Regions from separate parts of the Homo sapiens genome. Here region 1 is linked to region 2. Evidence: chromatin loops called from intact Hi-C (ENCODE). Cell type or tissue: dorsolateral prefrontal cortex. All regions are shown on one strand. Links, peaks and the distances in the headings refer to the core of each region. The heading gives the core; the rest is flanking DNA.

Evidence for each region. Hi-C counts contacts between places; a loop is a spot of excess contacts. Peaks named below come from ENCODE experiments on the same cell type or tissue, not always from the same donor. Only the 100,000 strongest peaks of a DNase experiment are listed, where the experiment ranks them.
Region 1: a loop joins it to region 2, with 2.6 times the contacts of the local background. A loop is called at or near these places in 4 of 110 quality-filtered maps.

What each region holds. Positions count from the first base shown.
Region 1 is chr9:120,594,968-120,612,290 of GRCh38, reverse strand. MEGF9 (multiple EGF like domains 9) reads left to right here. Exons shown (of 6, transcript NM_001080497.3): 5 at 4,281-4,550; 6 at 6,650-11,480. The coding sequence ends at 7,101. Among named protein-coding and RNA genes, the nearest start is that of CDK5RAP2, 23 kb to the right of the region's middle. In dorsolateral prefrontal cortex, for the core only: no CTCF peak of the experiment used is centred there; no DNase peak of the experiment used is centred there; H3K27ac peaks cover 1,600 bases.
Region 2 is chr9:120,845,193-120,857,722 of GRCh38, reverse strand. It overlaps PHF19 (PHD finger protein 19), which reads left to right. Exons shown (of 15, transcript NM_015651.3): 15 at 1-2,072. It also overlaps the pseudogene CUTALP. Among named protein-coding and RNA genes, the nearest start is that of PSMD5, 8.5 kb to the right of the region's middle. RefSeq lists enhancers at 987-1,486, 1,487-1,988. In dorsolateral prefrontal cortex, for the core only: no CTCF peak of the experiment used is centred there; no DNase peak of the experiment used is centred there.

The DNA.
Region 1 (17,323 bases), core at 5,923-8,422, 250 kb after region 2:
GAGTTATAAAAACAGCAAAAGTTTTCCTTTCCAGGAATTTATAATCTAATCCAAATATATATATATGTGAATGAGACTTAAAGTGTCTAAAAACCTGCATAATGAGTTAATGCAGGAACTTCAAGACTGAGCAACTTTTGCTCACCTATTTCAAGGTAACATTTACTAATTAGTTCCTCCTAGATACCGAATAATGTTGACTAATTGCAATCTAATAAATATAGTTGACTCATTTAATCCTGATATATATATTAGTTATCTATTGCTAAATAACCTATTACCCTAAAATTTAGTGGCTTAAAACAGTAAGCATTCATTATTTCACATATTTTCTACTAGGACTTTCGAAGCAGCTTAGCTGGGTGGTGCTGGTTTGAATTTTTTCCTTTCTTTCTTTCTTTCTTTCTCTCTCTCTCTCTCTCTCTTTCTTCCTTCCTTCCTTCCTTCCTTCCTTCCTTTCTTTCTTTTCTTTTCTTTTCTTTCTTTCTTTCCTTTCTTTTCTCCCTGTCTGTTTAAATAATAGCTTTGTTGAGCTGTAATTCACATTTCATACAATTTAAGATGCAAAATTCAGTTTTTTTAGTACATAGTCTCAAAGTTTTGCAACCATGACCACAATCAATTTTAGAAGTTTTCATCACCTCCCCCAACAAAAGGACCTAAAAAACAATCCTATAATCATTAGCAATTACTCCCTTTTCCTCTGGCCTTAGGCAACCACTAACCTACTTTTTCTGCTCTATGGATTTGCCCATTCTGAACATTTCATACAAATGAAGTCATTCAATACATGGCCTTGTGTGTCTGGCTTTTTTCACTTAGCATAGTATTTTCAGTTCATTCATGTTATAACATGTCTCAGTACTTCATTCCTTTTTGTTACTAAATAATATATTATTGTGTTATACCCCATTTCATTGCTCTCTTCATCAATTGATAGACATTTGTGTTGTTTCCACTTTTTAGCTATTACAAATAATGCTGCTGTGAACATTTGTATACATGTTTTTGTATGTACATATATTTTCATTTATCTTCAGTGTATACCTAGGAGTGGAATTCCTGGGTCCTGTAGTAACTATGTTTATCCTCTTGAGGAGCTGTCAGACTGTTTTCCAAAATGAGTACACCATTTTGCATTCTCATTCTCACCAACCCTGTATGTAGGTTCCAAATTTTCCACAGCTTCACCAACACTTACTATCTGCCTTTGTATAATTATAGCCATCCTAGTAGATATGAAGTGGTATTCCACTGTGGTTTTAAGTTGCATGTTCCTGATGGCTAGTTATGTGCTTATTGTTCATTCATATATTTAGAGAAATGTCTGTTCAGATCCTTTGCACATTTAAAATTTGGATTATTTATCTTGTTATCATTGAGTTGAAATAATTCTTTATATATTCTAGATACAAGTCCCTTAACAGATATATGATTTATAAATATTTTTTCTATTTTGTGGTTTAATTTTTTGCTTTCTTGATGGTGACCTTCTTAGCAAGGCCCAATTCAAATGTTACCTGCTTCATGAAGACTTTTCTATACCTCCCAGTAGGAAATTATCCTGTCCCTCAAGCTCTCGTACTACAGTGCAATATCATGTATTTATGTATAGTGGATGCACCAAGAGGGAATAATTACTTTGCCTGGAGTGGGGGAATATCAGCAATGGCTTCAGAGAGGATGTGACATAAAAGCTGAGTCTCGTGATGGGAGTCTGCATTTAGCAGGTAGACAGGAGAAGGAAGGACATTTCAGATAAAAATATCAGTAGGAACAATGGTACAGAAATCTTAAAACAGCTTATTTGATCAAGAAACTACTTAAGAATGGCAGAAACAAAGTATAAGGCAGAAGGAGTGAAACATCAGGCAGCACATTGAATGTCATATTTGAGGTCCAGTTGGTCTGCCCATGACAGGCATGAAAGGCTTTCACAAACCTTAATTTCAGTCCTTCAGTCTATTTCATCAGGAATTCTTTAGATTATTGTTGCTATAGTTGTTGAAGTACAAAAATGCTGTAAAATATGGTACTGTTGTAAGCTGTAACTTCATTGAGAACAAGGAATATATGCCTTTTCACTAAGAATTTTTTTCCTGCATATTATTGTTTGCATGGGTTATGAATAATTCAGCTGCCACCTTTTATTGCTGAAAGTAACCTAAGTATTTCTGGTTTAATTCCTTTATTTGAAATATGGAAAGCTGAGGCCCAGAGTTTAGTAACTTACTTGAGATCACACTACCCACTAGGATTGTAAGTGGTAAGTTAGAATTCTTTATCAGTTGCACACTCTGGGAATATACTAAAACCATTGAATTGTATACTTTTAATGGTTGAATGTTACGGTATATAAATTATATCTCAAAGCCATTTTAAAAAGTAAAAGTGAAAGATGAAAGGAATTCGTTTTTCTTAAAGAGCATCAGAAATATGATTCATTGCCACAAGTTCCATGACCACTGTAAAGTATTCCTGCTATAATAACATTAGTCTGTGTTTAGATAACAGGGTGATCCTGTTAGTGTAATTATAATAGTAAATTCTAAGGAAAGAACTAATCTATCTAGCAGATTTAAAAGATGACTTGTTGATTATTAAAAATTATTTATTAAATATAATTAAGAATCCAGAATTGAAATCCTATGAAGAATAAAAAAGGAAACAGATAGGTATGAGTTGTTATGTTCCTACTGCCTAAAGTGAAATTACTCAGTAGATACATATTGAACACGTGCTATGTTTTAGGCACTGTGCTAAACATTGGCGATAAAGACAGAAAAATGTCAAATAGCTCATAGTTTAATGGGAGAAACACACAAGTAACTAGGTAATTACAATTTCAAATGACATGTGTTACAGTTAAGCATAGACTAACCCTATCCTAAACTGAGGGAATCAAGGAAAACTTCTGTGCTTCTGAGAAGAAGTAATACCTGAGTTAATTCCTACAGATTGAATTTGCTAACTGAACTAGAAAGAGAGACAAGAGGATGTCCCATGCAGAGAAAGTAGTATGTACAAAACCTCAGACAGAAGAAAGCAGGCAGTATTTGGGTATTTGGGAGTTCTTTTAAGCCATTTAATGTGCCTGAACCTTAGGGGGTGGTGGAGTGTGAAGTGAAGAGAGAAAAGTTGAGAGAAGTAGGCAGAGGTCAGATTATGAAAAGTACTAAAAATTCTATTACGTTTTCACTTAATCCTGAAGGAGTTAGGGAACCATTGAAGAGATTTCTCTAGAGAAGTAACATATTCTTATTTACTTTGAAGTTCAAAGTGAATGTAGGGGTGCATTGTGATAAAAAGAACCATGAGGAAGTAGCTACAATAATCTAGGTGAGAAATGATGAAGGCTTAATCTAAGATCACTCCAGTGGGAATGGAAAGAGACATCCGTGGATTGGAAAGACTTTAATCAGGTACAATTAATATGAATTGATAACTGCTTAGAAGGGACATATGGAGGAAGAGGATTGAGAGATGATTCTCAGTGTTTTGGCTTATGCAAGTGGGTAGATGTTGGTACCATTCACTGAGATCTAGGGAACATTGGAGGAAGACAGGACTCAGGAAGGGAAGATACTGAGGACAGTGTTGTACATGTTAAGTTTGAGATGTTTGTGGATCCAGGTGTACAGGAAGTTAGTATATAGTTTGGAATTTAGGACAGAGATGTAGACTAGAGATACACATACACATATTGGAATTGTTGATGATGTCAGTGGATGAGGCCACCCATGGAAAATGAGCAGAGAAGAGAAAGAAACCAAGAATAGAAGTCTGCAGAGTACCCACATTTAAGTTTGGGAGGGATGGAGGAAGTTTTTGTTAAAACAATATTTTATCCAATCTGTCATCTATAAAAAGAAGGGAATAACACAATTATGAGAGTGCCAACCCATCATAATCATTCAGACTCCTTATGTAAGCCTATTTATTTTGCTCTCTACATGAATAGGTTCTCTGGATGGCCCCATCATTCCTACAATAAGCTGGAAAATTAGTAAATAGATTATAGATTATTAGTTTAATTAATTAATAGAGATTATTATATGTCTCTAGAGAGGAGACAGTAGGGAAGGTTTATAAAAAACAAATTAGAAACAGGGTCTCATCATGTTGCCCAGGCTGGTCTCAAACTCCTGGGCTCAAGCGATCCTTCCACCTTGGCCTCCAAAGTTCTGGGATTATAAATCTTTTTAAGGACTAGTAGTTGTTTTGCATTTTTAATTGTAGCTTCAGACTGTACTAAACTATTTTGGCATTCTCTCTTTTAGAATCGAGTGAATTGGAACCTGAATGTGACCAGTGTAAAGATGGTTACATAGGCCCGAACTGCAATAAATGTGAAAATGGCTATTACAATTTTGACAGCATCTGTAGAAAGTGCCAATGTCACGGCCATGTGGACCCAGTTAAAACTCCAAAGATTTGTAAGCCCGAGAGTGGTGAGTGCATCAACTGCCTCCATAACACCACTGGGTTTTGGTGTGAGAACTGCCTAGAAGGTTATGTTCACGACCTCGAGGGAAATTGCATCAAGAAAGGTAAAACTTCACCTAAGTGATTGTAAATTTAATATCTAAAACTAGCAGTGAAAAATGGAAGGCTTTGTAAAACCTTCTAACCCTACCAGAGGAGTTTCTGGAAATAGATTTTGATAGATATTTGCCTAAAGAGGTTTCCTTCCATTCCTGCTGCTCTTCTGACACTCCACAGTCAACTCCAGAAATTTGAGGACCAAGACAAAGTCATTGCGACAGTGAGACAAAATGTTCTCACATTTTTCTCTTCATCTATTTTTATTTTTATGTTAATAATTTAAGAATCCTATCATTTCTTTTATTCTTTGCTTCCTTTATTCTCATCACTTTGAGGGATCATCAAAGGTCTTTTGAAGTAGGGACATCTAATCTGGTTAGAAGTTCCAGCTGAGAAGCTGGAGTTCATTCTAGCATCTGTCCTAACTTTGGGCCTAAGTTTCCCCATGTACAATGGAGGAAATAATAATATTCCTTTTGAATTTTAAAAGCAAAAGTTATCCACATGGCAAAATATTTCTTATAGGAAAGCTCAGTAATTAAAATTAATGATTATGAATTCAGGATGAGTTAGGATATTGAGGGTTTATTAGGTCACAGAGAGATTGGACCATGCTGTTCTACAAACCACTCTTTGATATTCTTAACATGCTGAACACGAGGCTGATGAACAGTTGGTCTATGGCAACTGTCATCTTTCTGCCATTTTCTTGATATCTTTATACTGTAGTGATCAAGGCAAAAAGATTCAGATTGAACCCTATTACTAGCTAGAGATCCTGCTACTCAGTTCTCTTACCTATTTGGGAGGCACACTTTGTCCATAGTTAGCTGACAGAACTGATGATTTTTCTTATTAGCTAATAGGTAATATATATAAACTTTGCCTCTTTTTAGAATAAATTGATATGGCTTTCATGGTGAAGAATTATAATAATAATAGTAATACTTTTATTGAGTACCTACTATATGCCAAGCACCGTAAGCATTAAATGTGATAATGCTGTGTAGTATATTATTTCATTTAATCCTTCCCAAGAACTCAGCAAAGTTGATGTTATTATTCACATTTTACAGATAAGGAAACCGAGCTTTAAAAAAATTTACTTATCTGTAGCCACACACTTCTATTTGATTCCAAAGCCTTTAGTCCTTCCACCAAACTATGCTGCCATTAGAAATACAAAGTATAATACCTAAATTATAAAGTAGCTGTAATCTACACAAAGGAAGAATTCCTACACATGGAATTAAGGAAAGCTGTTTTCTCTCTTGGCTGATGTCAGCCTCAGACATTTAAAATTTGTTTTTCAGACATAACTAGAGGTATAGTTTTCCCTACACCTCCTTTGCAGATAATTATTTTACCTTTATGAAATGCCATCAGACTTGTTAGACTTATTTTTGTTCAAATGATTGCCATATATCCCTGTTACTTTTAACTATGTGATTTAGAGCTCAGTAGTGACAAATTTACTGCCTTTGCAGGAATTTATATGATTTTATCTAAGAGTAAATAAGAATGGAAAACTCCAACACTGGTATTTTCCCAAAGATTTTTTTTTTTTTTTTTTTTGAGACAGAGTCTCGCTCTGTCACCGAGGCTGGAGTGCAGTGGCATGATCTCAGCTCACTGCAACCTCTGCCTCCCAGCTTCAAACAGTTCTCTGCCTCAGCCTCTCGAGTAGCTGGGATTACAGGCACCCGCCACCACGCCCAGCTAATTTTTTGTATTTTCAGTAGAGACAGGTTTCACCATCTTGGCCAGGCTGGTCTTGAACTCCTGACCTCGTGATCCACCACCCTCGGCCGCCCAAAGTGCTGGGATTACAGGTGTGAGCCACCACGCCCGGCCCAAAGATTTTAATGTAGATATTATACATATTGGAAAACAGCCATAGATGTAATAATCTAGCTTTCTAGACCCTGATTCTTACCCTTATCACTATATTTCTTTAAACATTATTTTTAACTTGCATTACCTTAAAGCAGAATATCATGTTAACATCCTACATCAACATTCACTCCCATGCGTATTTCTTTTATTGTTTCTCAAAACTAGATAATTTTGTCTTTTACATTTCATTCTCTGTTTTTATTTTCAGAAGTTATTCTTCCAACACCTGAAGGTTCTACCATTTTGGTTTCCAATGCCTCTTTGACCACATCAGTGCCCACCCCTGTTATAAATAGTACTTTTACCCCTACAACCCTGCAGACTATCTTTTCAGTAAGCACTTCTGAAAACAGCACTTCAGCTTTAGCTGATGTATCATGGACCCAATTTAACATCATCATTTTGACAGTCATCATCATTGTTGTGGTGCTGCTAATGGGATTTGTGGGGGCTGTATATATGTACCGCGAGTACCAAAACCGGAAACTCAATGCCCCCTTTTGGACCATCGAGCTGAAAGAAGACAATATCAGTTTCAGCAGCTACCATGACAGCATTCCCAATGCAGATGTTTCGGGATTGTTGGAAGATGATGGCAATGAAGTGGCTCCCAATGGGCAGCTGACCCTGACGACGCCCATACATAACTACAAAGCCTAAGGAGCTAGAACTGTTCTGAATTGTTAAACCACAGTGCTTGCTAAGACAGAGTCAGCCCCTGGGCCAGACAAAGCCTGGCTAGAGTTTGCTGAGAAAGCAAAGGCAAATAGTGCATCTGAAATTTTCAGGTACAAATTTGTAATGCGCTTAGCCTATCTATTGCTCTTAGTTTTCCCATGAAGATCTGAAGCGTTCACTGTCATTAGGACTTGAAGTAAAGTATATTTTTGTACCAAACCACATGGGAGTATGGAAAGGCTGAACCCCATAGTGCAGCCCAAAACCACTTTGACCTCCAGATAGACTCCTGGGGAAGCATTCACCAAGCCAGTGGTAACAAGATGATGAATGTGGAGGGGGAAAAGACTGCTGGAAGACTTCATCTCCATTCCTGAAACATTTTTTTTAAAACAGTGTCAGGGATTATATTCGTTTTACTATACAAAAGGACATCATTGAGGAAAAGCTTGTTTCTAGGCTGTATCACAGTAAATAATCTTGATTGTTTCTAGAACAGGGGTAGAAAAGTCCCAAGATCTTCAGAAGGGCTTGGTTTTTTCCTCCCAGGATTCTTGCTCAGTGATGAGTTGAAAGCACAGGATAAGCTTCTAAGGGAGGAAGGCAGCATTGGGGAGCAGGAGGCTGATGGTCCTCCTCAGGGTCTCAGTGTAAATGATAAATTGTCTAAAAATAAGGAATATTCCTGCCTCTAGAGAAATAAGGTGTACATAGTTAATGTAGCATATCTGGTCGACGTTGTATTTGTATCTATTTGTAAAAAAAAAATCATGTCATATTTTATCATCTGGAATTTATTTGTACAGCAGTTAATGGTGTTGTAAAAAGAAAAATATGGGGATTGCTTAAAATACTGTAAAATAGATGGCAATATTGCTAGAGCTGGGACTCTGGTGAGCATCCGTCATTTTTAGTCCTTCTTGAGGACATTGCTGAAATTTATAAGAGGTCGAATGTTTCTTTCTTTCCTTTCTCAGTCTAAAAGTAGAGTTATATGCTCTTTGACTTACTATGATTCAAGCAATAGATTTTGAAGTCAGTAATCGTTAAGCTGGGACATAGGATGCATTCTCCAAAAACATTAATCTAATTAGACATTAGCCACCCTATATATTTTACATAGATTAATATAAAACATATCCTCATTAAAAAATGTTTTTCTTGAATGTAAAAGATAGTCTTCCAAAGGATAGAAATATTTTAGTTCCAAGAGAAAAGCCATCATATTACTTGGGATCTGTAGTTTTCATGCCTATGAAATATTTATAATCCTCCCTCACCCCAAATAAAAAATCTCCTACATGTGAACATAGCCTGTCACTCATTTGCCATGAGGTATGTGCCATCTCCCTGCAGTGCTATAGTTCTCCCATTGTCTTCCTGTCTGGTTAATGAGCAGCTTTGTAGATGGGTGTGTCTAGTTAGTTCTTGCTTTTTGATGGAGTTTTTTCCTAGAGGCCAACTACTGTTGCTCTCGTTTATTATGATATTGACATTTTGGGTTAAGCAAGGTGGGTGGGAAAGGTGGTCAGATGTTAAATATAACTTATTAGGAGGAACAGTGAACTGTGAAGTGGTTAGAAAAAAAATAAAAACTTCTTATTAGATTAGACCTAGGAAATTCAAGCTGACCCCTTTGCCTAACTTCCCTAGAGAAAAACCTAGAACTTGGTCATCCCTTTATAGGAGACCCCTAAGTTGTTCTCAGGGTTTGGAGATGATGTTCTGGAGGGAGTACAAGCAAATAATCTACTTCTGGTAATCTGAGGGTGCTTTGCGTATTTGGCCATTGCTCAGAAGAATAGAGGTTACATTATATTACATTATATGAAAATTATTTAGTTTTTCTATAGCCCTTTGTAGTTTGCAAAGCACTTTTCCATATGTGTGTCCTCTCTTCCACACCATAGCCCCCTGAGGAAGTAATTGTTGTCCCCATTTTATAGATGAAAAGGCTGAGGCACAGAGGAGCTAAATATCTTGTTCAAGGCTATACAATGTGTGTGATTATTAGGCTTGGAATCAGGGCCTCTAACTCTAAAGCACATGTTTTTTCAACTATATGCAGAAATTGCCTAGCCATGGACACAAGAAAGCTGGGAGGAAGAGTTCTACTTGTGGATGTTTTTAATTTTTTTTAAATATCAGGAGCAATCCAGGGCCATACAGCTATGAAGCACTTAGTGAAAAGAACACAAGAAGATTTACTAACTGAAGTTAGTATTAGTGATTAGAAAACAAAACTGCCAGTTTGTGCTTCATTAAGGTGAACTCATCTCTCCAAGCAGGAAGGGAAAATTTGCTTTCCCTAGCAGTTGCTGCATATGTGTGTACAGACTGCACAATTCTAAGAAATTGTGCAAAATGGCATACCTGTCTTTCTCCCAGATACACCGCCCCCTGCCCCCCCCAAAAAAGGTCAGGATTAAAGGTGGTGAGAAGTGAACATTTATTAAACAGAAGTTAAACCAATAGAGAGAAAGGAGGTTTGTTGGAGTCTAAGAGGATTTTGACCATGTAGAAATTCCTTGAAACAGACCTTAAAAGGTATTGAAAAATTGAATCACAAAGAAAGTTTACCTTTAAATACTTGTTAATGGCTCCTAGATCATGGTTATAATTTTTCTCAATGGGAAAAAAAGTCTTAAAATTTGTTTTAAATAAGATCCTCTAATGTCTCGAGCTTTTTGATTCTGGAAATAATTTGCTTTAAAATATAAATCAATCAGAAAGTGATCTACCACTGAAATCATTCTAGGAAACTAGCATGGGATGCACTGCACAATGTTCTTTCCTCTAAAGGCATGGGCCCCATAAACTGTGGCATCTGGCAGCAGGATGCCATCAGTCCTTTAGAAAGCCTAATTTTGGGCCGGGTGCGGTGGCTCACGCCTGTAATCCCAGCACTTTGGGAGGCCGAGGCGGGTGGATCACAAGGTCAGGAGTTCGAGACCAGCCTGGTCAACATGGCGAAATCCCGTCTCTACTAAAAACACAAAAATTAGCCGGGTGTACGTGCCTGTAGTCTCAGCTACTTGGGAGGCTGAGGCAGGAGAATCACTTGAACCTGGGAGGCAGAGGTTACAGTGAGCCGAGATGGCGCCATTTCACTCCAGCCTGGGCGACAGAGCAAGACTCTGTCTCAAAAAAAAGGAAGAAAAAGAAAGCCTAATATTGGGAGAATGTTTGTGTAAGGATTGGAAATCTGTTTATTTTTAAATAAGATAGCACTGATGTGAATCTTATTTGGAAATTACAGATACTGCCATTAAGCGATGCTTTTATCTTCATTAATTCATTTTGGTAAGCGCCTATGCATTTCTGATGGTTAGGTGCCCTAGGTAGTGTTAAGTATGTCCGTGTCCTCCCTTACTCCCCTCTCGCTCCCTCTACCCTCTATCCCCTAGGGTTCTTTTATTAATGGAATTTCTCCAGTTATAGAGAAAAAAATGACATTTGAAAACTAAAGCTCATTTATATTAATACTAAGGTCCTGTGGGCCTAGTGCGTTACTCTTCCCAGTGATACCTAGATTTTAAGAGTAGAGAACAGAGGAAACATGGGATGAGAGGAGAGAGGTTTTTTAGACAACATTTGTAGACACCTCAAATTATATCACTGTTCTCTAGCGCCAATATTCCCAGGTAAATTGACCATTAAAGCAATACTCACTGACCTACTAGTTTATTTTGGTCAGCTGAGTACCATCAGGATATTTAACCCTTTAAGTGCTGTTTTGGGAGTAGAAAACTAAAGCAACAATACTTCCTCTTGACAGCTTTGATTGGAATGGGGTTATTAGATCATTCACCTTGGTCCTACACTTTTTAGGATGCTTGGTGAACATAACACCACTTATAATGAACATCCCTGGTTCCTATATTTTGGGCTATGTGGGTAGGAATTGTTACTTGTTACTGCAGCAGCAGCCCTAGAAAGTAAGCCCAGGGCTTCAGATCTAAGTTAGTCCAAAAGCTAAATGATTTAAAGTCAAGTTGTAATGCTAGGCATAAGCACTCTATAATACATTAAATTATAGGCCGAGCAATTAGGGAATGTTTCTGAAACATTAAACTTGTATTTATGTCACTAAAATTCTAACACAAACTTAAAAAATGTGTCTCATACATATGCTGTACTAGGCTTCATCATGCATTTCTAAATTTGTGTATGATTTGAATATATGAAAGAATTTATACAAGAGTGTTATTTAAAATTATTAAAAATAAATGTATATAATTTGTACCTATTGTAGATTTGTTGTTTACTTTTTTGTGTGGTCAGAGTTGTTTCATGTCTTCAAATACATGCCAAGGATCATTTACTTTCAGCCCACTTCATAAAAATCTTTGAACTCTTCATTTATTGGCCATGTATTTTGTTTAAGTTCATTTAAAGAATGTTTTCTACTTGGGGGGAAAAAAATCCATGAAGAAGATTCCCTCTCTTAGAGGAAAACAAAACCTGAGAAGAAAATATATTAACATATATTTTTGTTTGTGCTTTTGCCTATTCCCTCTGACATCCGTCGGATTTTATAGAGAAAACTTGCTCGCTTTGGATTTCTTTGTCACACATATAAAGAATTTCCTTTCTTTGGTAGAAATCTGAAGAGAAACCATATTCTACCTGTTTATTAAGTAACTTGTAATGAGAGTACATCTTTTTAATATTTTAAGCTACTCTTGAAGAACCTGTATTTTGACAAAGCTAGATGGTGTTTAATGGGATGCCATCTGAGAGATTCCTTTATTTGAAAAAAAAGAAAAAGTCAGGCATTTCTTTGTGCTGAGAGCTTTATAAACTTAAACTGTTTTATTCAACTTCAGTTGGTTAACATTTAAATTTTTAAACTCTATTTTTTCTTTTCTAGCCACACAAGAAAACAGGTTTTATCACTTTATAATAACACCTTATGTTTATACATGTGGTTCTGTGATGTATATGAATTGGGTATTAAGGGAAAAGAATAAGCATGGCAGAAATCTAAACAAATTACAGTTTCAAGAGAAAGTATATATATACAAACAAGTAAGGACATTTGCGAGGTTGCATTATCAAAACTGGTTGTATTCATTTTCCATAGGAGTATAAAACATCTATGTTTTAAAAAAATTCCACATGCTCCATTATAATTAAGTCAGTAACTTCAAAGTAACAGTGTGCTTACTTATATTTTAAAAGTTAAGCTGAATTGGCCGGGCGCGGTGGCTCACGCTTGTAATCCCAGCACTTTGGGAGGCCGATGCGGGTGGATCACGAGGTCAGGAGATCGAGACCATCCTGGCTAACACGGTGAAACCCCGTCTCTACTAAAAATACAAAAAAATTAGCCGGGCGTGGTGGTGGGCGCCTGTAGTCCCAGCTACTCGGGAGGCTGAGGCAGGAGAATGGCGTGAACCCGGGAGGCAGAGCTTGCAGTGAGCCGAGATTGCGCCACTGCACTCCCGCCTCGGCCACAGAGCGAGACTTCGTCTCAAAAAAAAAAAAAAAAGTTAAGCTGAATTAAAAACGTTTTTCATGAGATGATAGCATTAGGAGTGTTGACAGGCTGAAAATCAACATTCTATCTAAATCAATGTTAAAATTGCAGTTTTACCTATAAGTTAGTCTTTCAAGGCAATTTTATGAGGAATTATTGTAGTAATTGTACAGGCTTTCTAGTACTTCCGTGTACAAAATGAAAGCCATCAGACAATGTTAAATTTACAATGTGCTGCTTGTTTGTATTAATAATAAGTAGATTTTAAACCTTGTCTGTTGAATGGAACACTGCACTTCAAACAGTTGCAAAAGAAAACAGGCAAAATGTTTTCTTTGTATGTAATAAGAGTAGGTTTGGGTAATAAAAGAAGTATTTGGGAGGAAATCTTCTTTTGTGGTTTCCTTTGTGTTGTTAGACAAACTGCTGAAATTGTATATGTCAGTATTGGTTCTTTCAATCTTTGACCCAAAGAAGGAAAAGTCTCAGCTCTTGCCACGTTAATTACTATTCCAATTCAACCATGTTAAACTCATACAATTTCCTACATATGCCAGGTTATATGATGTCTTCCTCCTTTGCTGGTACTGTTTCCCCTACCTATAATATCCTTGAGAATGCTCATTCATTCTTTGCAAACCTTTGATAAAGGAAAGTTGATCAATTCTTAAATTTGTACCTCCATTTTGCCTAATGAATACTTCTACTACTGCATATATTTTATTATAAATACTTGTTAGTTTGTGCCTTCCCCAGTGAACTCTGTATTCCTTGAAATTAGGAGCGTTTATTCTTCTGCCTCTGGCATCTGGCATGTTGCTGGTACATTGTGGGTGCTCAGTAAGTGATGGTTTATGTACAAAAGGTAGTTGACAATACAAGAGTTGGTATGTGAACTTATTTGTTGAAGTATGGCAACAAAACTTCTATTCAGTGGATACGATAATATTTCTTATTCAAGAGAGGTGTCAATTTTACATAGGCTTCAGAGGTTCTGAGAAACCCTTGAAATTTCATGCCGTTTTGTTTATTGATGCAATTGTGTTTCTTTTTTTCTGGAGAGAAGACCCATACTTTAATCATTGTCTCAAAAGGATCCATGATCGGCCCGGCACAGTGGCTCATGCCTGTAATCCCAGCATTTTGGGAGACCGAGATGGGTGGATCACCTGAGGTCAGGAGTTCGAGACCAGCCTGGCCAACATGGTGAAACCCCATCTCTACTAAAATACAAAATTAAGCCAGGCATGGTGGCGGGTGCCTGTGATCTCACTTACTCAGGGGGCTGAGGCAGGAAAATTGCTTGAACCTGGGAGGCGGAGTTTGCAGTGAGCCGAGTTTGTGCCAGTGCACTCCAGCCTGGGTGACAGAGCAAGACTCTGTCTCCAAAAAAAAAAAAAAAAAAAAAAAAAAGATACATGATCCCCAAAGGATAAACAACTAATTGAAGGATTATTACTTCATTTTTCAGCAATCAAAATCCTCCCACTGAATGCAAATTGGCACAATTGGTAAATTGGTCTTTATTTCAGGAAGTCCACTTCTAGGAAATCTTCATAAGGAAATGACCTAAAAAGCAGAGGCTCCACAAAATTTTTTTTCAGACTGGTGTATAAAGTTTCAAAACTTGGGAATAAATTCTAGATGTTCAAGAACAGAGATGTAGCCTGGCACGGTGGCTCACACCTGTAATCCCAGTACTTTGGGAGGCTGAGGCAGGTGGATCACTTGAGGTCAGGAGTTCGAGACTAGCCTGACCAACATGGCGAAACCCCGTCTCTACTAAAAATACAAAAATTAGCCAGGTCTGGTGGCGCATGCTTGTAATCCCAGCTACTTGGGAGGCTGAGGCAGAATGGCTTGAACCTGGGAGGTGGAGGTTGCAGTGAGCCGAGATCATGCCATTGCACTCCAGCCTGGGAGACAGAGTGAGACGCCTTCTCAAAAAAAAAAAAAAAAAAGAATAGAGATGTAGTTTAGTGCATATACTTCATGAGATAACATACAGTCACTAAGAGGGATTAGGGAGAATTATTAAAAACTGAATCAAAGTTAAATGAAGAAAAATGGTTTGTTTTGAAGATGTGCATGTAATTTCACTCCTGGTATATAGTTTAGAGAAACTCATATATGTGCACCAGAAGCTGCATTTCAAATTCTTCACTGCAGCATTATTTATTATAGCAAAATAATTGGAAACAGTCCAAATGTCTGTCAGTAGAAGAACTGTGGTCTATCCATATACTTTGAACAGAATTTTATGCAGCCGTGGAAAATGAATGAATTACAGCTATATACATCAATGTGGATGAATCACAAAAACAATGTTGAGCAAAAAAAAGTAAGTCATAGAGGCCAAGTATGTAATCCCAGCACTTTGGGAGGCCGAGGTGGGCAGATCACTTGAGGTAAGGAGTTCGAGACCAGCCTGGCCAACATGGTGAAACCCCATCTCTACTAAAAATACCAAAATTAGCCAGGCGTGGTGGCAGGCACCTGCAATCCCGGCTACTCGGGAGGCTGAGGCAGGAGAATCGCTTGAACCTGGAAGGCAGAGGTTGCAGTGAGCCGAGATCATGCCACTGCACTCCAGCCTGGGTGACAGAGTGAGACTCTGTCTCAAAAAAAAAAGAAAAATTAGCACTTTGAACTGAATGAAAATGAAACAACATTTCAAAATTGTGGAATGCAGCTAAAGCAGTATTTAGAGAAAAGCTCAGAATGTCTATATTACAAAAAAGACTTCAAATTAATGACGTAAGCTTCTATCTTAAAAAGCTAGAAAACGAAGAGCAAAATAAACCCAAAGTATGCAGTTAGGAAATAACAAAGACAAGAGCAAAAATAAAATAGAAAACATAAAATGAAAAACAGAGCTAAAAGCTAGATCTTTGAGAAATTCAATAAAATTTATAGACTTCCAGACAGATAGATAATCAGAAAAATTAAGAAAACACACACACACACACACACACACACACAAAAACAGTACCAGGAATGAGAGAGGGGAAATCACTATACATCCCATAAACATTAAAAGGATAATAAAGGGGCCAGGCATGGTGGCTCATGCCTGTAATCCCAGCACGTTGGGTGACCGAGGTGGGGGGATCACTTGAGGTCAGCAGTTTGAGAGACCAGCCTGGCCAACATGGTGAAACTCCGACTCTCCTAAAAAAATACAAAAATTAGCTAGGCATAGCACCTGTAGTTCCAGCTAAACGAGAGGCTGAGGAATGAGAATTCGCTTGAACCTGGGTGGCCGAGGTTGCAGTGAGCCGAGATTGCTCCACTTCACTCCAGTCTGGGTGACAGAACAGAGCAAGACCCCGTCTAAAAAAAAGGATAATAAAGGAAGTTTATGCCAACAAATTTGATGACTTACGTGAAATGTACATATTCCTTCAAAGACACAAACCATGCTCACTCAAAAAGAAATAGATAACCTAAGTAGTCATGTTACCTTTATTTAATTTAATTTGTAGTTAAAAACTATTTGTTTGTTTATTTATTTATTTTTGAGATGGAGTCTTGCTCTGTCGCCCAGGCTGGAGTGCAATGGTGCGATCTCAGCTCCCTGCAACCTCTGCCTCCTGGGTTCAAGCAATTCTCCTGCCTCAGCCTCCCAAGTAGTAGGATTACAGGTGCGCGCCACAGTGCCTGGCTAATTTTTGTATTTTTTGTAGTAGAGACGGGGTTTCACCACGCTTGCCAGGCTAGTCTCGAACTCCTGACCTCGTAATCTGCCCGCCTTGGCCTACCAAAGTGTTGGGATTACAGTCATGAGCCACACCGTACCTGGCCTGTAGTTAAAAACCTTTCACAGGCTATGTGTAGTGGCTCACACTGTAATACCAGCACACTGAGAGGCCAAGGCAAGAGGACTGCTTGAGCCCAGGAGTTTGAGGCCAGCCTGGGCAACAAAGTGAGACCCCGTCTGTACAAAAAAAAAAAGAAAGAAAGAAAAAAAGAAAAATTAGCCATGTGTGCTGGTATATGCCTGTAGTCCCAGCTATTTGGGAAGTTGAGGTGGGAGGATCACTTGAGCCCAGCATTTTGAGGCTGCAGTGAGCCGAGGCTGCACCACTGCACTCTATCCTGGGCAACACAGTGAGACCCTGTCTCCGAATAAACAAAAAACAAACCTTTCACAAAGAAAACTCCAGGTCCAGATAGCTTCACTGGTGAACTCTAGAAATATTTAAAGAAATATTACCAATTCTACACAAACCCTTCCAGAAAAACTAAAGAAGCAATATTTGTCAACTCATTCTATGAAACCAGCATTACCCAAATAAAAAAAGAAGACATAACAAGAAAACAACAGACCAATGTCTCTCATGAATATAGAGAGAAACATTTCTAAGAAAATTCAAGCAAATTTAAGTACAACAATACACTTTAAAAAACAGTACTTCAAGGCTGGGCGTGGTGGCTTCTGCCTGTAATCTTAGCACTTTGGGAGGCCAAGGCGGGCGGATCACCCGAGGTCAGGACTTCGAGACCAGCCTGGCCAACATGGCAAAACCCCGTCTCTACTACAAAAAATACAAAAATTAGCCAGGCGTGGTGGCGCATGCCTGTAATCCCAGCTATGTGGGAGGCTGAGGCAGGAGAATTGCTTGAACCCAGGGGGTGGAGGTTGCACCACTGCACTCCAGCCTGGGTGACAGAGCAAGACTCTGACTCACACACACACACACACGCACAAATAGTACTTCA
Region 2 (12,530 bases), core at 1,671-4,170:
GTGTCTCTACACACTCCACACCCCCTCAAACTCTGTTTATCTGTTCTCTGACCTTGTGTCCCCTGCGCTGGGACCCTTCCTCCTGAGGCCCAGGTCTTTGTCCCCAGTTGTGTGCCTTGACCTCTCTCGCCCCTTTCTGGGTGTGTTCGCACATCCTGTGTGTGCACAGCTGTCCCTCCACTGGATCCCCTTCACACGTGACCCGTGGGGCAGCCAGTCCTCCCAGGGACTACATAACAGGCACCTTTGAGAGAGCATGGGAGAAGGTGGATAAGAGGATGCTGCTCAGTGCTTTTCTCTTCCACTTTCCTGCCACTCCCCACTACCCTCGGAGAGAGGTGGTGGGATGGGAGAGAGCCCCTGTGAAAGCCTGTGAGGATCTGAAGAGTAAAGGGCTGGGTCTGCCTCAGAAGGCACCAGCACCAGGGCCCAGGTATTAAGGCTGAGAGTGAAGGCTGCCAATGTCAGCTTTGGAGGTCCCAGAAGTCTTCTGTTCTCTGGCCTCACCCCCTCAGTCGCCATAGAGCTGGGCCTGGCCTTGCTGGAATGGAGGCATCCTTCCAAACCTGGGGGACGGGGGTGGGGGGTGGTAGTGGTGGGAGGGAAACCATGTCTTGCTAAACCTGTTTCTGGTGCCTCCCATCCCCAGACCCACCAGACACCACACAGCAGACAATACACACCCACTCGCACAAGCTTCCATCCACATGTGTTGTACTTTCAGCTCTAGGCATGCAGACAACCCCACACGGCCACACCACCACATGCCCAAGTGTACACACACAGAGCCACACCGTCCCTCTGGGCCTGCTGGCTCCTCCCTTGGCTTTCCCTTGGCCCACTTCCAGGGCCCAGGTGCTGCAACTAAATGTGAAAGCTCAGTGGCCGCTCCTTCTTTCAGCCCATCAACCAGCATTGGTCCCATAGGGAAGCACAGGGGACTCACCCTCTTTCATATCCCTTGCCCTGCCCTGAAATGGACAATCACTTTTTGGGATAGGTTGAAATTTTTAAAGAGCCTGCATCATTTGGTTCCCTCAAAGGGAAGCCCTTGCCAGTGGGGGTTTGAAAGAGAATTTTTGGAACCAACATTCAAATTCTGCCTCATCTGGAGGGAAACCAAAATTGGGAGGGGGAAGAGGACCCCTGATGTTTTGCTGCTTCCAGAGATATTAGAAACTGACTCACTTGATTGGAAAATGGACAAAAGTGCCTTGACGTGGAGGGTGGGCACCAGATGGGGACCAGCCTTGCCAACTGCTGCTGTGGCCTCCAGCTTGGCTGGTTTTGCAGGCCGCCAGCAGGAAGGCGAAGGTGGTAGTACAGCAAGAGGCACTGGCGGGGCAGCAGGCCTGCAGGAGCTGTTTTTCCATTGCTAGGCCTGACCCCTCTCTACCTGTGAGCGTTCAGGGGGTCCCTGAGATAGTTTAGATGCCCCCCCATCTTAGACCTCAGCTCCCACAGTGCCTTTTAAGGGGGACCTCACCTCCTGTGCACAGCCCACCCACTTTCCTCTGCTTCCCTGGCACAGCCCAGGCATAGACGAGCTGGCGTTGGACCCAGTTCTTCCCCCTTTTCAGCCCCACAGCTGCTGCCACAGGGGCCAACTAGGGCCAGGTGGAAGGGGAGCTGAGAAGCCAACCCCTAGCCCAGGGGTGCTGTGGGAACTGGGATCCAATTTGTAGCTTCCTGCCTGGCTTCAGAGAGCCCAGCAACCTTCTAGGCCTGCTTTCCAGACTTCTGAGATAGCCTGGGATGAGCAATCCTGTTATAGTACATCTGGACCTTCCCTACCTGGGCTCTGGGGAGGCTGTGGGCCTGGAGAGGGAAAAGGAGGGAGGGGGTGTCTGCACCACCTGGGAAGATAGCACAAGGCCTAATGAGGTCACCCTGACTCCCCACCCCAGCATTTCATTCATACCAGATAATAGCTGCATTACTGCCAACTGACCTTATAACCCTCTGCACCTTCAAAAAGATTCATGGTTTTTAATTGCTGCTTTTAATAACATTTGTTAAAGTTATAATTAATGTGTCTGATTTATGATTTAAAACCTCCCTTTGAACAATCACTTGTCTTCCCTATAGTGAATTAGCTGCTGGGTGGCAGAAGGAATTGGCTCTGGCTTTTGCACTTGGTTTACTGGAGGCTGAGGAGGAATGGCAGGACCCTGTCCTCTGGCCACCTTGCCACTCCTACCACTGCCAGCAACATTCTCACCCTTACTGCCAGAGAGAATATGGAATCTTTTGTGAGTACCCGACCTTTGGGGGCAAAAAACATTAGTTGAGTGCCACTGAGAGGTAAAAGATGGAAAATGAACTTAGAAATTGACACTATTATAATACTTAGATCCGGGCATCGTAAAACTTTATCAGTACATCATCACACAATTCTAGAAATATGAAATGAGTTCTAGACCTGACTCTGCTAGTTCTAACCTGTGCCACTTTAGTCAGATTCCTTTCCTTCAGTTTTATCACCCTTCAAATGGCAGTGATAATCCCAGCACATCTGCTCCCCATGTGTTGGGAGAGACTTTGCTGTGTGTGACTGATTATTACTTCAAAATAAACCTCTAAATTTAGGGCAGTTTGGAGAGGAAAAAAACAGGAGATGTAAAGGGGTAGGAAAAAGGTCATCTATAGAGAGGTAAAGGCCATGGATTCCACTGAATTCTACAGTTTGAGGGGTAAAGTGTAACCTGTAATCCCGAATGAAGGACTCAGTGGTGTTAATATCTGCCCTTAAACGTCTTCATTCACTATGGCTCCCACTTCTTTCTACCACTCCATCAGCTTCAACCTTTTATCTGTCCTCAGAATAAAACCACAATGGGACTTGGGGGTGGTGGTGGTTATTCTCTGGGCTATAATTAATGGAATGGAATGAAAAGTGGCACCAGGTGTCAAAAGACCTGGGTTCTAGTGCAAGGTCTGCAATAAGCAGCTATATGGACCCTCCTAAGATCAGTGGGCCTCCCAGGCTAGAGAGTGCCTGCTTTTCTGTAGTCTAGTGTTTCCAAATTCACAACAAACATTTACCTTCGGAAATTAGGGACAAAGAAGTAGAATTCTCAGAAATCCCCCAAATTATAAGTTATTCTTCAAATACTTCATTCTTTATACTGTTTTCCTCATTATTATAGGTATCTGGAAAAACTTTGTTTGCTAAGTAGACATATTAAGCTTATTTTTACTTACAAAGAACTGTAGCGTACAGAGAATATTTAAAAGACAGGAAGATGCCAGGGAACATATATTGGATAGTGTTCAAATAAATATAACATTTGAATAGCCTAGAGCAAGGTAAACAGAATATAGAATCAATCGTGTCCAGACTGTTAACTTATTTTGCTTCCAAAGTTTATTTCTCGGAACACCATAAGATTTGTATAAAGTATGGTAGGTTGTTTATCAAATCATTTTGTTTGCAAGAACTCACCATTAGCAGCTGATATGGCCAGATATACAGATGTAATGGCATCACAACAACCAAAAATAGGGCTAATGAGATGGTGACCGTTTCTCTCTGCTATGCTCCTGTCTCAGTTCTTGTAGCCTTCAACTCGGTACGTTAATATTTGATGAAGTTGGATTCTTTCAAACTAGTGATGTCTCCATAATGGTAAGTGTTACTATTCACAGAATAATTACAATACTTCTCATTTCCTCAACTGATTTTTCTAGGGATTATGGATTCAAAAAACATACATTTCCTAAGAAATACTGGGAGGGAATTCCCACATGGAAACACTGGTCTGTGTCCTAGCCCTAGCCTCTGCAGCATCATTCTGGGATGACAGTTTGTAATAGTGACCAAAACATGTAAGTTGGAGTTAAGGCAGATCCTAGAGATCAGTGAACTCCTGCAGATCTGTGGTGAGTAGTAAACAATATATATATATATATATATTTTAGACAGAGTCTCGCTTTGTTGCCAGGCTGTAGTGCAGTAGCATGATCTTGGCTCACTGCAACCTCTGCCTCCTGGGTTCAAGCAATTCTCCTGCCTCAGCCTCCCAGGTAGCTGGGACTAGAGGCATGCGCCACCACACCCAGCTAATTTTTGTACTTTTAGTAGAGACGGGGTTTCACCATGTTGGTCAGGATGGTCTCAATCTTTTGACCTAATGATCCGCCTGCCTCGGCCTCCCAAAATGCTGGGATTACAGGTGTGAACCACCGTGCCTGGGAAACAATACATTTTTAAGTGCCAGACCAACTTACCACATAGATGTTTTAAAAACTAACAACTTCATTGTTGGCTACGGCAGCTTCTCTGGATCTACAGCCTACAAAGAACTGACTGAACCTCTGAATGAAAGAGTGAGAGCATTAGGTTTAGAATCAGAGTTGGGTTCACATCCTAACTCTGCAATGTACTTTATGTGTTACATGTTCTTTGGTCTCAGGTTTCATCTGTAAAATGAGGATAACATTGCATTATAAGGATTAAATAATGTTAAGAACCTAGGACAATGCGTGGCAGAAACGGCCCTCTCCCCTCCCATTTCCTATAACAGTCAACCTTGACACCAGGGAAGAGGAAGGCCACCAAGAGCTTTCTGGTAACAGAAAACCACTCAATGAAGGCCACACACAGAACACTCTCCTTTGGAATTCATCTCACTTTAAGAATATTCAAGGAAAAAAGTTGAATTTTGCCAATTCATAAATCAAAAGTGAGTATGTACTGTAGAGAGAGCTTTAGTTATTTAAATACTTAAAACATCAATTTGCCAAACAGGTGCAAGAGATTAAATAGATTCAGACATGCCCCTATCCTCAAGTAGCTTACAAGCTAGGAATACAAAGCTGACTGTGATGCACAAAGATGACAGGAATACCACGAAAGAAGAGATTCCTGCCAACCACGGAAGCCAGGCCATACAAAGGAGCAACAACATTTCACAGGCATTCATGCAGAAGGGCATTCCAGGCAGAGGGGATGGCATGAACATAGCAATAACATCACACAGTATAGTGCAGCCATCCATTTCCCAGCGTGGGAGAGGAGATGGAGGGGATGATGACGGAAAAGGTGAGCTGAAGCAAGGTTATAAAAACCAGAGCTAGAAATTGGACTTTATCCTGGAAGCAATACAGGCAGTCCATCTTGGGTCCCCAGTACATTTTAGGTAGGGTTTACTTTACACAGATTTGCATATATATCAGAACATGATCTGTTGTAAAAAGCAGGGACATCACCATTATCATTCTCTTTGTTCTTCTGAGTCAGTCCCTCAAAATCTCCATTGGAATCCTCTGGAATTTTCCGAAGGCCCCAGCCTAAAGTCCCTACAAGATCTTTGCAAAGGACTCTCAGAGATCCTCTTCCATTTGGTATTTGGGAGCACAAAGATCCAAGTAGTACAGTAGTTATCAGCACTACAGCCTGCACTACCCACTTTCTGGATCTCTGTGCAGTTCAGTTCCCTGAATAATCTATAAAATGAAAACAGGCTCAGAGGAGTGGTTTACAAACCTTTAACAAAGAAAGCTTTTTAAAAATCCCCATGCAGGCAGTCTCCAAGGCACCTATTGTCAACCCCTGGGGCTCTGTGAAGCAAACCTGAAAGACACGGGTCTGTCCGATTCCCGGGGCTGTTTCTGTGCTCAAGTGAAAAGATTAGTTGGGTGGGCTCAGAATCTACATCTTCATGGACAAAGCACCAGAATGATCTGATGTCTGTCATTCAGGCTAGGGAAGAGCCAAGACTTACTCCCAACCCATGAGGCTGTGCCAAAGTCCTAATATTCCCTGAGTCATACACAGGCTCATGGAGCCCATTCCTAGTCCCACCTCCTCAGAATTCAGGACCAACAAAATCCTCTTTAGCAAGGAGAAATAATCCTGCTGATCCACGAAATGCCACAATTAGCAATTTATCCTTTTGCTAAAGCACTTGCGAGTCCCCATAGGAGGAGGCATTCATCCCACACTCTTCCAGGTAAACAAGGTCATGAGGGCCACTCCTCCCCATGAGAAGCAGCAGAGCAATTACATCCTAGGCACCTGAGGCAGGCCTACTGACTCAAGAAGATGGCAAGTCTCATCTTCACTGCTTCTTCCCCTCAGTCTGTACATATAACCATCCTCATGCCCTTGTGCCTGCTTAGCCCCCTTAACCATGAAGCACTCAGAGACAAGTTACACTGTGTTCTTGCTTGGCCTGACTGGCCCAGCCTTTTCTTCCAGCTTTAGGAGCCTCAGACCTTCAGCCTCTACAGGCCATTTAGCTCCTCTGTGCTGACAGGAACATGAAATCCAGAGATGCTGGGAGGTAGAAGGCAGCCTCCTCTTCCCCAGAGTGCAGCTGATGGAGGCTGGAGGCAGCCGCTGGAGGTAGCCAGCAGCATGCACAAAAAGCTTTCCCCACTCAGTCCTCTTCCATGCCTTCCTGAAGCCACTTTAAATACTGCACATCTCCTTAATCCACAGGGAGACTGAAGATCTCTGGGATTTCAAAAGGATGTACAGCCTTTGGAGAGAAAGCAAAGCCCTATAAGTGACTATGATTAGAATCAACTCGTGATAAAACCCAACTGGCCAGCCTCAAGGGAGGCCCTCTGCAACCTGCCGCACCCCACCTGTCCAGGCCCACGGCCTGTCACTCCCTAGCCTATGTTTCCCATCTGTCAATAAGTGGCCAGTTAGGCCAGATAGCTTTAGAGTCTCACAGACATGGGTTCAAATTCTAACTTTGCCCCTACTAGCTGTCTGACTATGGACAAGTCACTTAGTTTTCTTTAAATGCTCCTATTTTTAAAAAAAAAAAAAAGGCCCTACATGACTGGACTGCTGAGGATTAATTAACACAAGGTATACAAAGCACTTACCCAGTATACCAGCTGGCACTGTATGCATTCATTACATGTGAGCTACTCTTTTTATTATTATCCTATACACATCACTTCCCAAAACAATCCCCCCTCCCCCAGTATCTCTGTATTCTTTTGCCCACCTAGATTCCACCTGCTCCTGCTGATCAATCAAAAGCCTATTCTTGCTTAAAAAAAAAAAAACTTCTCTGTCCCTCAAGGTCCAATTCAACCACTGACCTTTCCCAAGGGATCTTCCCTGACAAACAAGGTCTACAGGAATCTATCTTCCTCTCCTGTGTCTTTCGCCTGGCCCTTGTCACACAGTGCAAGTTCTCTTCACTTTCTAGACTGAAGGAACATGAGGACTTGGGCCTCAGTGTCCCATCTGTCAAATGAGGATTATAATCCTCTGCCTCCTTTCTGCTGAATGAGGTGTTTTAAAGTTCCCGTAACATGCTTAATAAATCACAGCATATGTATACATTCACATGTTGCTTCAAATGTATGCTTAAATATTCTGTACGTTGGGTGCCTGAGGATAATGAATTTTGTTAACTTATGTGTTTTTATAAGCAGACATACAGAATTCAAAGACATTTTTAACACATTAGGAATAAGAGCTGAGACTGATAAAGCATTTCATGTACAGGTTTCACATATTAATTTCCATATGCATAACAACCCATTAGTATAATCCCAATTTTACAGAAGGGGCAACTGAGGCACATAAAATATTCATATTTTCCAAGCACTATGGAACAGTGGCAGGTGGGGAGCCAGGTTTCAAGGTAGGAGGTCCAACTCTCTTAACCCTGAAGCTGTCCCTCACCAGTTAAATTTTAATTTCTCCACAGTACTGGCTCTACCAATGGTTCCTTACTCTCTCACCTCTGCTGAGGTGGTATCATGAGGGCCTCCTCTAGAGCTAGTTTGAGACCCAGGGGAACGGTGTATTCACAGAATCTTAGTTCCCTAAGGAGTAAAGAAAAGGTTTCATCATCCATATAGGTGGTTTGCATCTCTGGCCCTACGTTAGAGTCAACCTCAGAAGGTTCAGGTGACCACGTTAGAGTCATCTAAAAAGAAAGGTGCTTTTTAGTACCACTATACTTGATCCCCGCCCTGGCCAAATTAAGTCGAAATCTGTGAGGTGGGGCCTAAATTGGTAGTTTGAAAAATGTTTCCAAGTGATGCTAATACATAGCAGCCAGCGGTGAGAAACACTGGTTTAGACCAGTGCTTCTCAAGATTTAATGTGCACAGAAATCCCCTGGGGGTCTTGTTAAACTATAATTTGATTCGGTAGGTCTGGGGTGAGCAGGAGATTCTACAGTTCTTGAAAGCTCCCAGGTGATGCCAATTCCAAAAATTCCACTTCTGAATGATAAAGGTTTATACTAGAGGTTCTCAAAGTGAAGGTCCACTGACCCATGGGGATCTCCAGGACTCTAGGGGGTCCATGGGGTCAAAACTACTTTCATAACAATATTATTTTATTATTTATCCTTTTACTATGTTGACATTTGCACTAATGGTTAAAAAAAAAAAAAAGAAAAGAAAAGAAAAAACAAACAACAGGCTGGGTGTGGTGGCTCATGCCTATATCCCAGCACTGTAGGAGGGCGAGGCAGGTGGATCACTTGAGTCCAGGAGTTGAAGACCAGCCTGGCCAACATAGCAAAACTCTGTCTCTACCAAAAAATAAAGACAAAAAAAATAATAAGCCGGGCATGGTGGCGGGCACCTGTAATCCCAACTACTTGGGAGGCTGAAACAGGAGAATCGCTTTAACCCGGGACACAGAGGCTGTAGTGAGCTGAGATCATGCCGCTGCATTCCAGCCTGGACAACAGAGTGAGACTCCGTCTCAAAAAAAAAAGAAAAAAAAAAAGACTCCCTACACTCACATCCTCACTAACAGGATGTTAGTGGCTTCTATTTTTCCCTCCCAAAAGTACCTGGAGAAGGGAACAAAACCAAATTATGATGCTCCTAAGAGGAGCTCAGTGAAGTGTCAAACCTGGCCCACCTAAGTGACCTACTGAGGAGAAAACTTTAAAATCTTTCCAAGCCTATATAAACAAGTCTAGAGTTGACCAAGGCCTCACATGTCATCTGGTCCAACGATTCCAATGCATGCATCTGGCATTTGCCTGAACATTCCTGGAGGTGGGAGGTTCATCATCTCTTGATGAAGTCCATCTAACTTAAAGGTTTTCACAAGATGCTTTTTCTTATAGTGTGCCAACATCTGCCACCTAGCTTTTTCCCCAACTGGCCTCATCAAGAACCACCCCAGGACAGCCCTGCAGAAACTCCTATGTCTTCTCTGCTTGAGCTCTTCCAGTGCTCATCCTACACACTAGTGCTATTTTGATCACTGACTTTCCAAGGAGAGTGCCCATAAATGAATAACTAAAAACACGGAAGACTGCAGGGAAGAAGTAAGCCTTATAGTTATGGAAACTTTTAGATGCTGAAAACAAAGTCAGAAATGATGATCAGAAGACAGTATAAGAACACCATCAGGGGAAAGGAAAGACATTTACCCTGAGAAGATCAACAAGGGCAAATCTAAGATGACCAAGGCCACTGGCCCTTCCTGTGTCACAGGACTGTGGCAAAATAATACATCACGAGAAAGGATGGGCATATAAAGGAAATAGTAGGATGAAATTCTATTCAATTTCCCAACACTGGTTCCCAGACTGGCTAAATGTGACTTATCTATACAAGTCTTTAAAAATTCAGAGACCTGGGCCCCATCCTCAGGGCGACTAATTGAATAGATTGAGGCTGGAGTTCAGGGATAGACCGCATGGCCAAATTTGGGAACTATGACTACAGATGGTGTGAGCCACTGAGGAAATAACATCACTGGGGAGAAAAAGGTAGCTTTCATTATATAGCTTATATGACCTTGAGAATGTATATTATGTCTCTCTCTTTTGAGGGTGTAAGGGAGAGAGGGAAGGAAATGAGAAACATGATCATCAGGGAAAGGAAGACGTACGACAAATCCTGCACAGCTAGTGCCAGGATGCTAAAGTATTGTGATGAGGGAAATGGTGCAGACCAGGCTTCTAAAGTGAAGTTGTTAATGAAATGAAAGGTAGACAATACGCAGAAGCAGCCTGTCATATATGCTAAACTGTCTGTTTTCTGGAGAATCCAAAAGCATTGGAAACTGTTTTCTCTGATATCCCTAGTTGGTTTACTCAAGGATAAAATGCCCAGACTTCCTTCCTAACAGCAGGCTAATTGATTTAACCAAAGAATGTGCAAACAAGATATACTGTTCCTAAATTATGCAGTTTTTCCTTCCTTCTCTATACAGTCTATTTTTGCTTTTGTTGGACAACATCCCACTGATCGATCGATCTCTGAATAAAAACACTGAAATGGACTGTTGATTATCTAAATGCCTTTGAGTTATTCTGACAATTCCTTTAATTCAGTGTTCTTTACACCAGCCAGGACCTGACCCTAGCACTCCCCACACTCCCCCCACTCCCCCTCCAATGGCAACAGCAAAACTCACAGTGAAGATGCCTTGAGTAGGATGTTCACAGAGGCAGCCAGCTCCTTATCCAGCATGGCCCTGAAGCAAAGGCACAGGGTGGCAGTTACTGGAGCAAGTCCTGGGGTCTCAAGAAAGGGGAAGGGGATGGGGTTCCAGGGACTTACCCAGGAAACCTGACTCTAAGTAGACAGGCTTTTAGCATTCCCTCCCCTTACATCCTCCCTGCTCAAACCAGCACATTCCATAACTATCAGGCACAAAACCTCTGAAGATAAGCTGTTTGTAAGTCCTTCTCTGGGTGAGGAGAGAAGCAGGGAAGCACCTATGGGAAGGCAGTTTGAATAACAGGCCCAGTCTGCTTAGAGAATGGGAGTTAACACTGAACCAAAAATAAGAAGACCTAGGTTCCATTCCCCGTCCTGCAGTAACATGGCTGTGTGATCTTAAGTTCCTTCTTTCATTCTAGTAAGAAGTATTCAAGCACCTACTCTGAGATAGGCCCTTTCCCACCTCTCAACTTGAATCTCCTATTGGTACAAGAGGATTGGTTTAGCTGGTGGTTTCCAACCTTTTTCACTACCGAGAACTTCTTTTATTATGCCACCTTCTGCTGTTAACTCTCAGAGATGCATCTGGTTGATGGGTGCTTTGATTTGTAGATACCCATGTGACCGCACAGAGCTGATACAACTCCAAAGCAAAAGCAAAAAAAGAATCATATCCTGTGTTCATTTTGGCAAATACAAGCTCTTTTCACTTGTTATTAAAGGTTTCTACCACAGCCCTAACAGCATAGTCATCTCCTTTACAGACCTCTAAGATTTTTTGACTGACTCCAGGCTGAAATGCCTTGTCAGATGTTGTTTGTGTGTGTGTTTTAGAGACAGAGTCTTGCTCTGTCACCCAGGCTGGAGTGCAGAGGCACAATCTTAGCTCACTACAGCCTCGAACTCCTGGGCTCATGCAATCCTCCCACTTTAGTGTCCCAAGTAGCTAGGACTACAAGCATGCACCACCATGCCTGGCTAACCTAAAAAAAATTTTTTTTTACAGATGGGGTCTCATTTTCTGGCCCAGGCTGGTCCCAAACTCCTGGCCTCAAGTGATCCCCCTAACTCAGCGTCCCAAAGTGCTGGGATTACAAGTATGAGCCACTGCGCCTGGCCCAGATCACCTTTAATATTATACTGGATTTCAATCTCAGTCTGATTGCTGTGCATAGAATTGGTGAACACAATAAATTGTGTCTGAACTAGTACACGTGTCATAGAAATAGGAGCACCATCAGTGCAAGGAAGAAGTGTTCCCAACCATCCAAACTGCAAGCCCTCAGAGTGTAGCAGGCCCTGACAAATCTTCCTCAGATCTCTGACAGCCAAAGGTCTCCATTCCATGAAGTGCTTGGACCCTGCCAAACAAACCTTATCTGAGCCCTGCTCCCTGCTCTCTCCTTCCCTCAGCTGCTGCCAAGAGAATTGACCTACTCTGTCTTCCCTCAGGTTGAACACTGCTGAATTTAAGGGCTCCATACTAATGTGACATTACCGCCACCATCATCGTTCCTTTGGAAAGTTCCAAGAGGTAAATAAGTTCCTGACTGTGAAGAGTGACACATGGCATGAATCTGCTTTTGCAATTGCTGCCAGTCTTACTCAGTCACCCACTGAGAAATTATATTTTAGTGGTTCTGGAGGTGGCATGCAAACACAGGCAGAGTTACACCTCTAGAAAAAAGAATCCCATTGTCTCACAGGCCTTTCCCAGTCTCTTTGAGAGTGTAGACTCCTTGGGGACTGATCACAGCAACCTGAAAGATTACAGAACTGTTGAGCATTTGGTTATTCAAAAAGCCCATAGGGCTATAGAGTTGACTGAATGTAATTTTAAATCACACACACACACACACAAAACCAGCAGTGAGTCATCCATGGGGTGCCCAGGTTCTAGGAAAGCAGAAGACAGATGTGTAGAGCTACTAGGATCTCTAAAAACTGCAGCCATCACAGAATACTGGCTCACAAACCAGATGCATAGATCAGCTCTCACAGCATTTTTTTTAAATTCTTGATTTTGTTAACAAAATTTCCTTTTTTTTTTTAGTCAGAAAAAAAAAATTTCTTTTTTTGTCTCTCTGTCAACCAGGCTCCCCTCAGACTCAGATTCTGTATCCATCACCTTC